Regions from separate parts of the Mus musculus genome. Here region 2 is linked to region 1. A link is a loop called in an ENCODE intact Hi-C map of the cell type or tissue named here. Cell type or tissue: gastrocnemius. All regions are shown on one strand. Links, peaks and the distances in the headings refer to the core of each region. The heading gives the core; the rest is flanking DNA. Region 1 has its middle 4.6 kb from the start of Gm30568. Region 2 overlaps Sec16b (SEC16 homolog B (S. cerevisiae)).

Evidence for each region. Hi-C counts contacts between places; a loop is a spot of excess contacts. Peaks named below come from ENCODE experiments on the same cell type or tissue, not always from the same donor. Only the 100,000 strongest peaks of a DNase experiment are listed, where the experiment ranks them.
Region 2: it touches region 1 in a loop (2.7-fold over the local background); 8 of 42 quality-filtered maps call a loop at or near these places.

What each region holds. Positions count from the first base shown.
Region 1 is chr1:157,083,565-157,088,937 of GRCm38, forward strand. No RefSeq gene overlaps it. Among named protein-coding and RNA genes, the nearest start is that of Gm30568, 4.6 kb to the left of the region's middle. In gastrocnemius, for the core only: a CTCF peak has its summit at 2,743 (motif pointing left); DNase peaks (open chromatin) are centred at 2,726 and 3,317; H3K4me3 peaks cover 841 bases; H3K27ac peaks cover 226 bases.
Region 2 is chr1:157,533,759-157,539,131 of GRCm38, forward strand. Sec16b (SEC16 homolog B (S. cerevisiae)) reads left to right here. Exons shown (of 26, transcript NM_001159986.1): 6 at 871-1,015; 7 at 1,603-1,754; 8 at 2,094-2,155; 9 at 3,760-3,895; 10 at 4,355-4,585. Among named protein-coding and RNA genes, the nearest start is that of Sec16b, 10 kb to the left of the region's middle. In gastrocnemius, for the core only: CTCF peaks have their summits at 2,922 (motif pointing left) and 4,083 (motif pointing left); DNase peaks (open chromatin) are centred at 2,914 and 4,081; H3K4me3 peaks cover 287 bases; H3K27ac peaks cover 434 bases.

The DNA.
Region 1 (5,373 bases), core at 55-5,054:
AGATCACATTTGGTAGACATGGAAGTCCAGGCACTTGAGTGTCTTCTGTGGCGGGAGGTGGGTAGACTCAAGCACATCGCCTCACCAGCTTTTAGTTATCCCTTGCTTACCCGGGATCTTGCTGGAATGCAGACCTGGCTCCTTGGTCTTGGGACCTGAGATGCTGCACACCTAACAAGCTCCCAGGGATGCTGCAGCAAGGCCTCTCCAGGCTCTGTAGGTGGTCAGGCTCTGCGACTGGATGATGTGTGTGTTGATGTTGAATTGCTGAAGTTCAGCATGGCAGTCATGGAGGCTTCCTGGAGGAGGTGGTACTTTAGCTGAGACATGTTGTTGTGTTTGCTTTATGTTATTGTTTTGTAGAAAAAATTCATAGCCACAGAGTTGTGGAGCCACCGCTTAAGCTTAAGACAAATTGAGAGTCAATATACACGGGACAAAGGGCACACTAAATGGTACAATATGCTATTCAGTAGAGTCACGGTTAGGCAAATGTCACCAGCAGCAAATTTCAGAACATTTCTTCACACACACACCAAAAATTTCATATAACCAGTCATCCCAGCTCCTTTCAGCCATCCTGTAAGCTTGAAGATTTGTATAATCTATCTATCTATCCATCCATCCATCTCTGAGAAAGTTTTGATATGTAGCCCTAGCTGTCCTGAAACTCACTTTGTAGACCAGGCTGGCCTCGAACTCCTACCGCCTACCTCTGCTTCTCTAGTGCTGGGATTAAAGGAGCATACCCGTTGTTTTCAGTAAGTGGAGTATCTTCAAGGTTCATGGACACTATGGGATCTTCTATCACTTTCTTCTTATGGTTGAATACCCCTTCATTCTCCTTTGCTCTCCTGTCAGTTGTCTCCGTCTTTCGTGAGAGCTCCCTTGGTCTTGTCCTACCAAGACCTGAGAGGGAACAGCTTTTCTTCTCCCTGGGTAGCCATCAGAGCTTTACAAAGAAGTGGCAAGCAGGTATGTTTGTAGTCGGGACTCTGGGAGGCAAAGGTCAGGCACAGATAGATATGCCTGGCAGCAAGCACATTCTAATGCGGACTCATCACAGAGGGTCGCAGGTGAATCCTGCTTGTGGGTGGAACGTGATGGAGAAGGATCTTGTCTTTGCGATGGTCCGGTCTGATTCTGGTGGTCTTCATGTACTTCCCACCTGAAGACTCTCTAGGAAAGTCCCAGCCCCCATCTCAGCCCACCCCTCAGCACTGAGACAGGACTTTGCAAGCAGGACCTCTGACTCCAGGAGAATGCTGTGTGGGCAGTCGGACTGCCCAGGATTATCTGTTTGCAGCACAAAACGCTGGCCGGGGGGGGGGGGGGGGGGGGGGGGGGGGGTGGGGGTGGGGCGCTCTCAGTGGGGGTCCCCAGAGAGCCAGGCCTGTAAGCTGTCACAGCAAGGCAATTCTTCCCAGCTCAGCGGTTTTCCAGAGTCAGGCCTGATGGCTCATCCTTTTCCTTGGGTTGACCTCTCTCTGGTCTCACCCAAGTGCACACACAGAGCTGCACAGAACCTGCTGACACACCCTTCAAATCTGTTTAGAGAGTTAGCTCTGGGCTGCTCAGAGATCTCCCCAGAAAGCTGTTCTGTCTAAGACAGGGGTTGCTAACCTGTGGGTCGTGACCCCTTGGTAAGGGGAAGGTCAAATGACCCTTTCACATCAGGTCGCCTAAGACCATCAGAAAGCACCGATATTTACATAACGATTCATAACAGTAGCAAAATTACAATCATGAAGTAGCAACATAAATAATGTGGTCGGGATCATTACAACTTGGGGAACTGTATTGAAGGACCACAGCATTAGGAAGGCTGAGAACCAGTGTGCTAAGAGGACAAGAGCCCACTGGCAGGTGCCCCCAACACATCCTCAGCACAAGCAGCCCGGTGCCACTTCCCTTTAGCCCACTGTCTGGGAATTTATCAAGGAGACTAATCAGGCTTTTAACTTGCACATCTTCCTGGTAGGGCTGCAGTGTGGAGCGTCAGGAGCTGAGAAGAGCCCTGGGTGTGCAGGGGTGCAGACAGGGAGGGGTGCTGTGAGAGAAGCCGAGAGTGTGGCTTCTATGCCAGCCAGCCAGCCAGGCTACACGTGCTGAATTTTGGAGTAGATCTGCAGACGTGAGCCCCAAGTTAGGGTCTAGTAGGGCAAATGGGAGGTTGACAAAACTGGACTTTGTCTAGCACTTTATGTATATAAGAGACGAATTAAAATACGATTGCTCTTCCTGTCCCCAACTCTTGTGTATCTTCTTTCTTCCTTTTCTCTCCACACTTTCTCTTCTCCACCGTTCCATATAACCTTTATTTGATTCTAGAAGTTAAAATAAAAAATAGTGCTCTTTTCTCCCCCATTTAAATATTTAAAAGGTTTTAAGAGGTCAGCCTTAGCACCTAGCCACAGTAACCCGATTTTCTGAGGACATGCTCTGTAGCCCTGGGCCTGGCTCACACACTCACTCAGCCAACGCTGGTGAAGTGTACGAAAGGTTGGATGACAATCTCTTTACTGTAGATTCATGTACTGGCTTTGTCTGGGACTAATCTCTCTGAGAATGAACACTAGTAAACACACGAGTCTGTATCATCAGGCGCCCGGAGATCCACAAAATCCCAAGGTGGTACCCAGGGTCTAGACTCCTAGTTTGTCTAGTCCCCGTTGCATCCTGGCTGCTTTGGCTTCTGGGAAGTTCAGTGGGCAGAGACTAATGGGGCTGTGGCGCCCTCTGCTGGCGCGTTTTCATGACTGCTCTCCCCACCCCTCTTCCCTTCCCGCCTGGGAATACAAGGTCTTTGTTTTGTATTGGATTTAGGAAAAGGTTCCGGTCTCACTCTAAGCCCTTTTCTCTGTCAAGGTCAAATCTGAGAGTGTTTTATGCTAATAAAACTGAGCGCCAGAGGGAGCGTCTAGGTACCAATAACCCCAATGAAAGGAGGGTCGACAGCCTCTCCGGTCTGTCCGGGGTGGGGGTGGGGGTGGGGCCTCAAATAGAAACGACTTCTACTCCAGGTCTGCTCTGTCGTCCCTTAAGAAAAGCAAGAGATGTTTCTCCCCGCTAGAAGAAACAACTCCGAGACGGTTCTTGCACAGAAGCAGGGCTGCACTTTCACTAACACATCACTTCGGTTCTCCCCTGAGGCTTGAGGAACAGCTGGACAGAAAGCCAAAGGATTCTGTCAGGGCTAAGCCTCCCCTCCCCCGGGAGCAGGTATTAGATTGTCCTGAAGGGCACTGGGCACAGCGGCTAAGCCGGAGACCCCATCCACACAGCAGACTTGAACTTTGGAGCCACCAAGCAGGGCTTCTTAGAGTGTATGTCCAGGGCAGGTTCCCACTCTGTAGGTCAGAGCCAGCGAAGTGCCTTTCTGACAAGTGCTCAGACAGCGATGATGCCAGCAGTCCTAGGCTTCCCTGTGAGAAGCAAGTGCAAAGAGGAAACTGCCAACCAATGCGAGCCCTGTTCAAATCCCAGCTCAGCCGCCTGCGACATGACCTTGGAAGGAATTACTTTCACCCGTCTCTTGGCTTGTTTTGTTCTGTATAAAGTGGTACAACCCTTTGAATGACTTCACAGAATGCGAAAAGATTCCATGTTTTTTTTTTTAAATAATAAAATGAAGCAATGCCAGTTGTCACGTGTACTCAGCCTGTCTGCCTGCCACACTATTGATACATTGTGTTTGCCTTCCCACCTGGTAACTGTCATGGTCACCCAAGTCTAGGGGAGACAAGAGCAACTTTGCTGTTAAATAACTTGCCCTCTAGAGAAGACAGACCCGAGTCACAGAGGCTGTGCTATCTGCAGAGCTGGTGACAAGTCTGCTTCCAGGGCTAGGCAGACCAAGGAAGGCAAGGAATGCTGGGAGTGAGAACTAGTATTTACATACAATAAATAAGGCAATTTCCAGTGAGGGGGCCGTGGGGACAGCGGAGGAGCAAGAAGAGCCCTGAAACAAGAGTGGACATAATACATTTGAAGAAATGCTAAGAGAACAGTGTGGCTAGATCCAGAGAGTGAGGCGACAGTAACACGGGGCTGGGAGTGGTGAAGATGGAGACGGATGAGCCCGGGTGGTGTGGGTGCGTGTTTTTAACCTCAGCACTCTGGAGGCAGAGGCAGGTGGATCGCAAGTTCAAGGCCGCCTGGTCTACAGAGTGAGTTCCAGGGCTCTGTAGGTAGCCAGGGCTACCCAGAGAAACCCTGCCTCGAGAAAATAAAACAAACAGCAAACAGAAATAAGGACAACAAAAACAACAAACAAACAAACAAACAAACACCACTGGGAACTTCTGAGCTTAAGGGTAGCAGACCTAACAAGATGGGAAAGAGCAGGCAGCTCCAGCTGGTTGTGACTCCAGGGACTCCCTTGAGCCTATCATAATTTGACTTCTAGGGAAGACTACTGCTGAGGTTTTTCTGCATCCTGCTGAGGTTTTTTCAGCTCAGGCCTCTGTGCTCATACAAACATGGAATTTGACCCCATAGAGCCATGTTTGTCTTTTGTAAGACTTTTTATTTTATGTGTGTGAGTGTTTTGCTTCTATGTATGTATGCACCACGTGTGTGCCTGGTGCCTGAGGAGGTCAGAAGAGAGCACTGCATCCCTGCGACTGGAGTTACAGACGATGGTCAGCCTCTGCGTTGGTGCTAAGAATTGAACCTGGGTCCTCGGCAAGAACAAGAACAAGGGCTCTTAACTGCTGAGCTGTCTCTTTACCTGTCGTAGCTAGTAGCTGAATATTGCATTAAATACATCTTGACACACACACACACATACATACACACACACACACACACACACACACACCCACCACTATATAGTGGCCCTGGCTGTCAGGGATTCATTATATAAAACAGGCTGGCTCTAAAGTCACCCAAAGATTTGCCCACCACTCCTTCCTACCTCCTGAGTGTTGGGATCAAAAGAGTATGTCACCATATCTGCCTCAGTATGTATAATTTTTAATATCAGTAGAGCATTTCTATCTGGTGTCCACTTACATTGTTCCAACGTTTTGTTTTGTTTTGTTTTGTTTTGTTTTGTTTTGTTTTGTTTTGTTTTGTTTGAGACAGGGTCTCTTTGTATAGTCCTGGATGTCTCAGAACTCACTTTATAGACCAGGCTGGCCTTGAACTCACAGAGATCAACCTGCCTCTGCCTCCCAAGTACTGGGATTAAAGGCGTGCACCCTCCTCCCCTTGCTGTTTCAAACTTTTAAATATATATAATGAACAACTCTGATGAACCTTCTAGTAAAATCTTGGCACACATTTTTCCCTGTCTTTAAGGCAAGTGATAGTTTATAACTGCCCCCAGAAAGACTGTATTCGAATCTCTCTTAGGGCTGCTCTTCTCTG
Region 2 (5,373 bases), core at 275-5,274, 450 kb after region 1:
GTATCTATTACTTAATAATATAGCTCATAGGTTATGGTGAGTGATACTAAGACCCCAATGTATAAATAGCACTTTACAGTGTACAAAAGCCTTTGAATGTCCTGTTTTATTTTATTTTTATTTTAGTCAATTAATTATTTAATGTATATGGGTACACTGTAGCTGAACAGATGGTTGTGAGCCTTTATGTGGTTGTTGGGAATTGAATTTTTAGGACCTCTGCTCGCTCTGGTCAACCCCACTTGCTTAGTCCCTGCTTGCTCCGACCCAAAGATTTATTTATTATTATACATAAGTACATTATACGGTCTTCAGACTCCCCAGAAGAGAACATCAGGTCTCATTACAGGTGGTTGTGAGCCACCATGTGGTTGCTGAGATTTGAACTCAGGACCTTCAGAGGAGCAGTCAGTGCTTTTACCTGCTGAGTCATCTCACCAGCCCGAATGTCCTGTTTTATTCATCTCTCCTGCAATGTGAAAATTTTGCATACATGTCTGCAGGAAATTTACATTATCCAAAGTGTACATGTGTTCATAAAATAGCTAAAGCATTAATAAATAATGTGTATAGGACTTCAAATTTATATTGCAGATAAAGGAATAGGATTAGGAAAGTCCAAGTCACCTGTTAAGGTCATAGCAGAGGATGACAGAAATAGAAGTTGAAATTTGAATTCTAGGTCCCTCGAGTCCACTGGTCTGTGCTCCACAGGATGCTTCCTTCTTCTCATGAATCCACAGTCGCTGTGCTTAGTAGGAAGTCTGAGCTTTGTTTCTTTGAAGGAACCCTCGGAAGTGGAAGGACAAGCTCTCTGGAACTCCTTCCTACATAACTTTATTATTTTTTTCTTTTTCCCTCCCCCTTCAGCCATTGCTGACCAGCAAATCCAGCCTTCTCCAGCAGCACGAGTCTGGGCTCAGCTCTAGTAGCTACGAGCTCAGTCAGTACATGACAGCTGCCCCCGAGGAGTATGAACCTATGGTGTCAGCAGCTTGGAGGCCTATTCAGGCTGGTGGGTACCAAGAGGCCACAGGAACCGGTTAATTCTGATCAGGAAAGGTTGGGTCATGGGGGAAGTCACCCTTCTGTGTTACCAGGAATGGGTCTACATTTGCCTTGCTGGTTTAAGCATGTCTCCCAGGCAGAGAGGCCAACTTTGGATCTTTTTCCTGCCTTGTCTTCAGTAATGGAATGTGCATCATAGGTTGCTCTTGGAAGGGAACACTGCTCCCAGTCATTGTTAGGTTGGGCCAGGAGGCGCTCTGGAGTGCTTTCAGGCAACATGTGAGAACAAGGGGACCTGGGAGGACTGGGTGAAGTGAGGGGAGGTATGAACGCTAGTCTGGAGGCTTGGCTGCAGAGGCTGCTTGTCCTCTGACCGTGGCTGAGAATCCGAGATGAGTGCGTTATCATTTGGACCATTTGCACTATAATCTGACGTATTCTTAGAGGGTTAAGTCAGACTAGAGCATGACTTTTTCTAACCAAGTATCTCACCTAGCATCTCATCCTGGCCCAGGTAGAATGGGAACAGTAGTGTATCAACTAAAAAGCACTGAAAATAAACCTAACGATGTCCACCATGTGTCTGTTGGCCAGATGACACCTCAGCGACAGTTCCAAAGGCACCTATGAGGTTCTATGTTCCCCATGTGTCTGTGAGCTTTGGGCCAGGAGGCCAGCTAGTGTGTGTCCCCCCCAACTCTCCTGCTGATGGACAAACGGCCCTCGTTGAAGTGCACAGCATGGAGGTAATCATTATCTTGGGTTCCAGGGATGCAAGTACTCGGCTCAATTCAATGGCTCGCTCAGGCTCTCACTTTGCTTGAGGCCGGGCATCTCCAGGAGGGGGAACTGAGTCACATGTGCCTTAGATTGTGAGCAAGAATGGGTGGGCTTTTCTCTAAAAGAAGTGATGCTAGATTTACATTTTCCCTGAGATGCTAGTGACTCATCTTTCAACAAGTATAACTGTCTCCACAAGGCATTGAGCCACACCACAAGACCATAGCCCTGGATATGAGACTGGATTCAGCTGGTGGGGACTGGCTGGAAGAATCTTGGTGACCTAATTTTATTTTCTACTCCAGGTTTTACTTAATGATTTTGAGGATCAGGAGGAGATGAGAGCTTTCCCAGGGCCCCTTATTAGGTAAAGTACTGTAAGTGTTGTTAAGGGTGTGTGTGTGTGTGTGTGTGTGTGTGTGTGTGTGATATGCACACATGTGTGAAGGCGTACACATGCATACATATGTGGAAGCCAGAGGAAGACATCTGTTGTTTTCTTCTTTCTCTCCCTCATCTTCTTTTGTTCTCTTAGTTTTTGAGAGAGGATCTCTCACTGAACCTGAAGCTTGCCATTTTGGCTAAGCTGTCTGACCACTGAGCTCCCAGTATATGCCTGTCTCTGTCCCCCAAACTCTGGCATTACAGGAACACATTGTCCATGCCTGGCTTTTATGGGGGTGTTTGGAATTTGATCTCATGTTCTCTTGCTTTCAGAGCAACTTCTCTGACCCCACTAAGTTATGTCACCAACTCCTAAATAAAGGCTTTTGAAAGCTGAGGACTCTTCCTGGCCAGGTCTTGGTTGTCAGGGAAGAAAATGTCTATTTTATTTGAACCAGATTTTTCTATGCCAGTAGGTAGAAAAAGAGATGACCTGAGTGATTTTAGCAAGCTGTTTCATATTTGAAGAGGAGAAAGAGAAGTAAGCTTAACAAGTTAGACCTTTAAAAACAGTTCCATTTCATAGAGGTTAGCTGGTAGGAAGCTTCAGTGTTCCAAGGACTTGATAGAGATTAGTGGGGAAATGGAGCACGGCCTGGAGAAACGTTCTTAAAACGGCTTTTTCTTGAGCTGATTTTTCCAGCTCCCTGCCATTGTGAACGTCTGCCCTCTGCAGGAATAAAGTAGAACTGCTGTAGCATTTTCAGCCACATTTCATCGGGTTTTAGCTGTGATGAGTCCTGGGTGGGTGGGTGTCAGAGGACCAGCATGCCAGGTAGCCTACTAAGTACTGGCTTATCAGCCATCTTTAAGTTTTTCCCTTGAGAAATGATATAGCACTCACTCTGCCTACTCCAAAGGCCGTGAAACTCTATTCATATGAAGGCCAGTGAATGTCGCTACTTCTTTGTACATGTAATCTGAAGCTAGCTCACAAGCACACGCTCACACATGTATGTGGGTACAAATGTAGAGGTCAGAGGAAAATCTCAAGGGTCATTCCTTAAGTACCTAACCCTTTTCCCCCTATGTCTTACAGGTTTGCAAAAAACTAAGTTGTGTATTAAATAGTATGAATGTTCTTGAACATTTAACAAGCACTTACTTGATGGATGCCATACAGTTTGCTTACCCCCTTTTTTAATGCAGGCAGTTGTTTTTAAAGTCCCGTCCTAAGTTAAGGATGGCACTGAGGCTCAGAGCAAGTGAGATGTTTACATAATCCAGACATGGACCCAGTCTTGTCTGACTTGAAACAGAACCCTTCTGAGAAGTCATTTAAGGTCTTTGGGTTTACTCTCCTCATTTAAAAGATGGAAGGATGCACAAGAGAATCTCTGAAACTCCTCCCTGTTCTACAGGAAAAAAACCCCCAAAACCCCAAAAAACCAAAAAACAAACGATCTTGCGATTCCAGACTTCCAGTCCTGGGCTCTCACCCTTCTGCCATGTTAGCGAGTTCATTGTACAGAGTCTGTACAGGGAGAGTCAGTCTGCTCAGGCCTTGCTTCCTGAATCGTCCCACAGGGAGGACATACACAAGGTGGATATCATGACGTTTTGTCAGCAGAAAGCAACGCAGTGTCTCAAATCTGAGACACCAGGGAGCAGAGACTCAGCTCTACTTTGGCAACTGCTGGTTCTCCTTTGTCGACAGAATGGGGTAAGTCACTGCTTTGATATAGGGGGCAGATGGAAGCTGGGCTGAAGTTGTTGTCTTTGTGGGAGTTGGTATATAGCACAGTTAGAAAAAGCAGTCTTTATGTAGCACTGTTGCCCAGAGGGAGAGTGTAGCTCCGGTTCTAACACTGGTGTGCCAATGCTAACCTTTTCCTGGAGAGTGCCCCCTGCTGGCTGGGGTTTGTTGTACAATCCCTGGATTACTGCACCAGCCAGTGGAATTGTGAGTGGTTCCAATAAGCACTGTGGCTGCGGACAGGCAGAGAGTAACCACGATAGTGAAGCTGATGTTTGAAATTCAACCATTCATAAAAGATCTCCAGTGTATTTGCACGACTGCCTCAGGAACAAGTCAGAGACCCTGCTGTCTTCCTTCTTCAGCCTGGGCCCAACCTGGGGACTGGTTGGAGCATCCCCCAGGATGACTCTCTTTATCCTGCAGTCCATGGTGGGATCTGACATTGCTGAGCTGCTGATGCAGGACTGCAAGAAGCTGGAGAAGTACAAGAGGCAGCCCCCTGTAGCCAACCTCATCAACCTGACTGACGAGGACTGGCCGGTACTGAGCTCTGGGACTCGTGATCTCCTCACTGGGGAGATTCCCCCCAATGTGGATACGCCAGCGCAGATCGTGGAGAAATTCACCAAGCTGCTCTACTACGGAAGGAAGAAGGTGAGAGAGCCTTTCCCTCAGACTTCCTTCAGATGGGCGTGGACCACCATCCCTCACCCAGTCTCCCGCTCCTCCAATGATTTGGCCAGAATATACTTCTTTTAGATCATGTGAAAAGATCAGAAAGTTAAAGCAAGAATAATAAAAATACATAGGTGTATGCCATCCACCCCTGCAGTGTTTATATATTTACTTCCAGTATTTCCCCATTAAAAAATCAGTTTAAGTTTCATAAACGTGTCAGGCATGGTGGTACACTCATTTGGCTGAGGTAAGCAAGACTGAGTAGGAGGCCAGCCTAAGCTATAAAGGGATATCCTGTATCAAAACAGATAAACAACTCTAAAGAATATGTATATAATTGTTGATTTCTTTTTACATTTCACATTACATGGTAAAATACCCTAATAACATTAAATATGTTCGATTAGTGCACTTTTATTATTTTTATAGCACCAGGAATTTAACACAGTGCCTTTTACGTGCTAGACGAAGTACTCTGCAGTCAAGCAGACCCAAACGTTCTAGGGCTGGAGAGGCGGCTCAGTAGTTAATCGCGTCTACTATCCTTTTGCTCAGTAGTTAATCGCGTCTACTATCCTTTTGCTCAGTAGTTAATCGCGTCTACTATCCTTTTGCTCAGTAGTTAATCGCGTCTACTATCCTTTTGCTCAGTAGTTAATCGCGTCTACTATCCTTTTGCTCAGTAGTTAATCACGTCTACTATCCTTTTGCTCAGTAGTTAATCGCGTCTACTATCCTTTTGCTCAGTAGTTAATCGCGTCTAC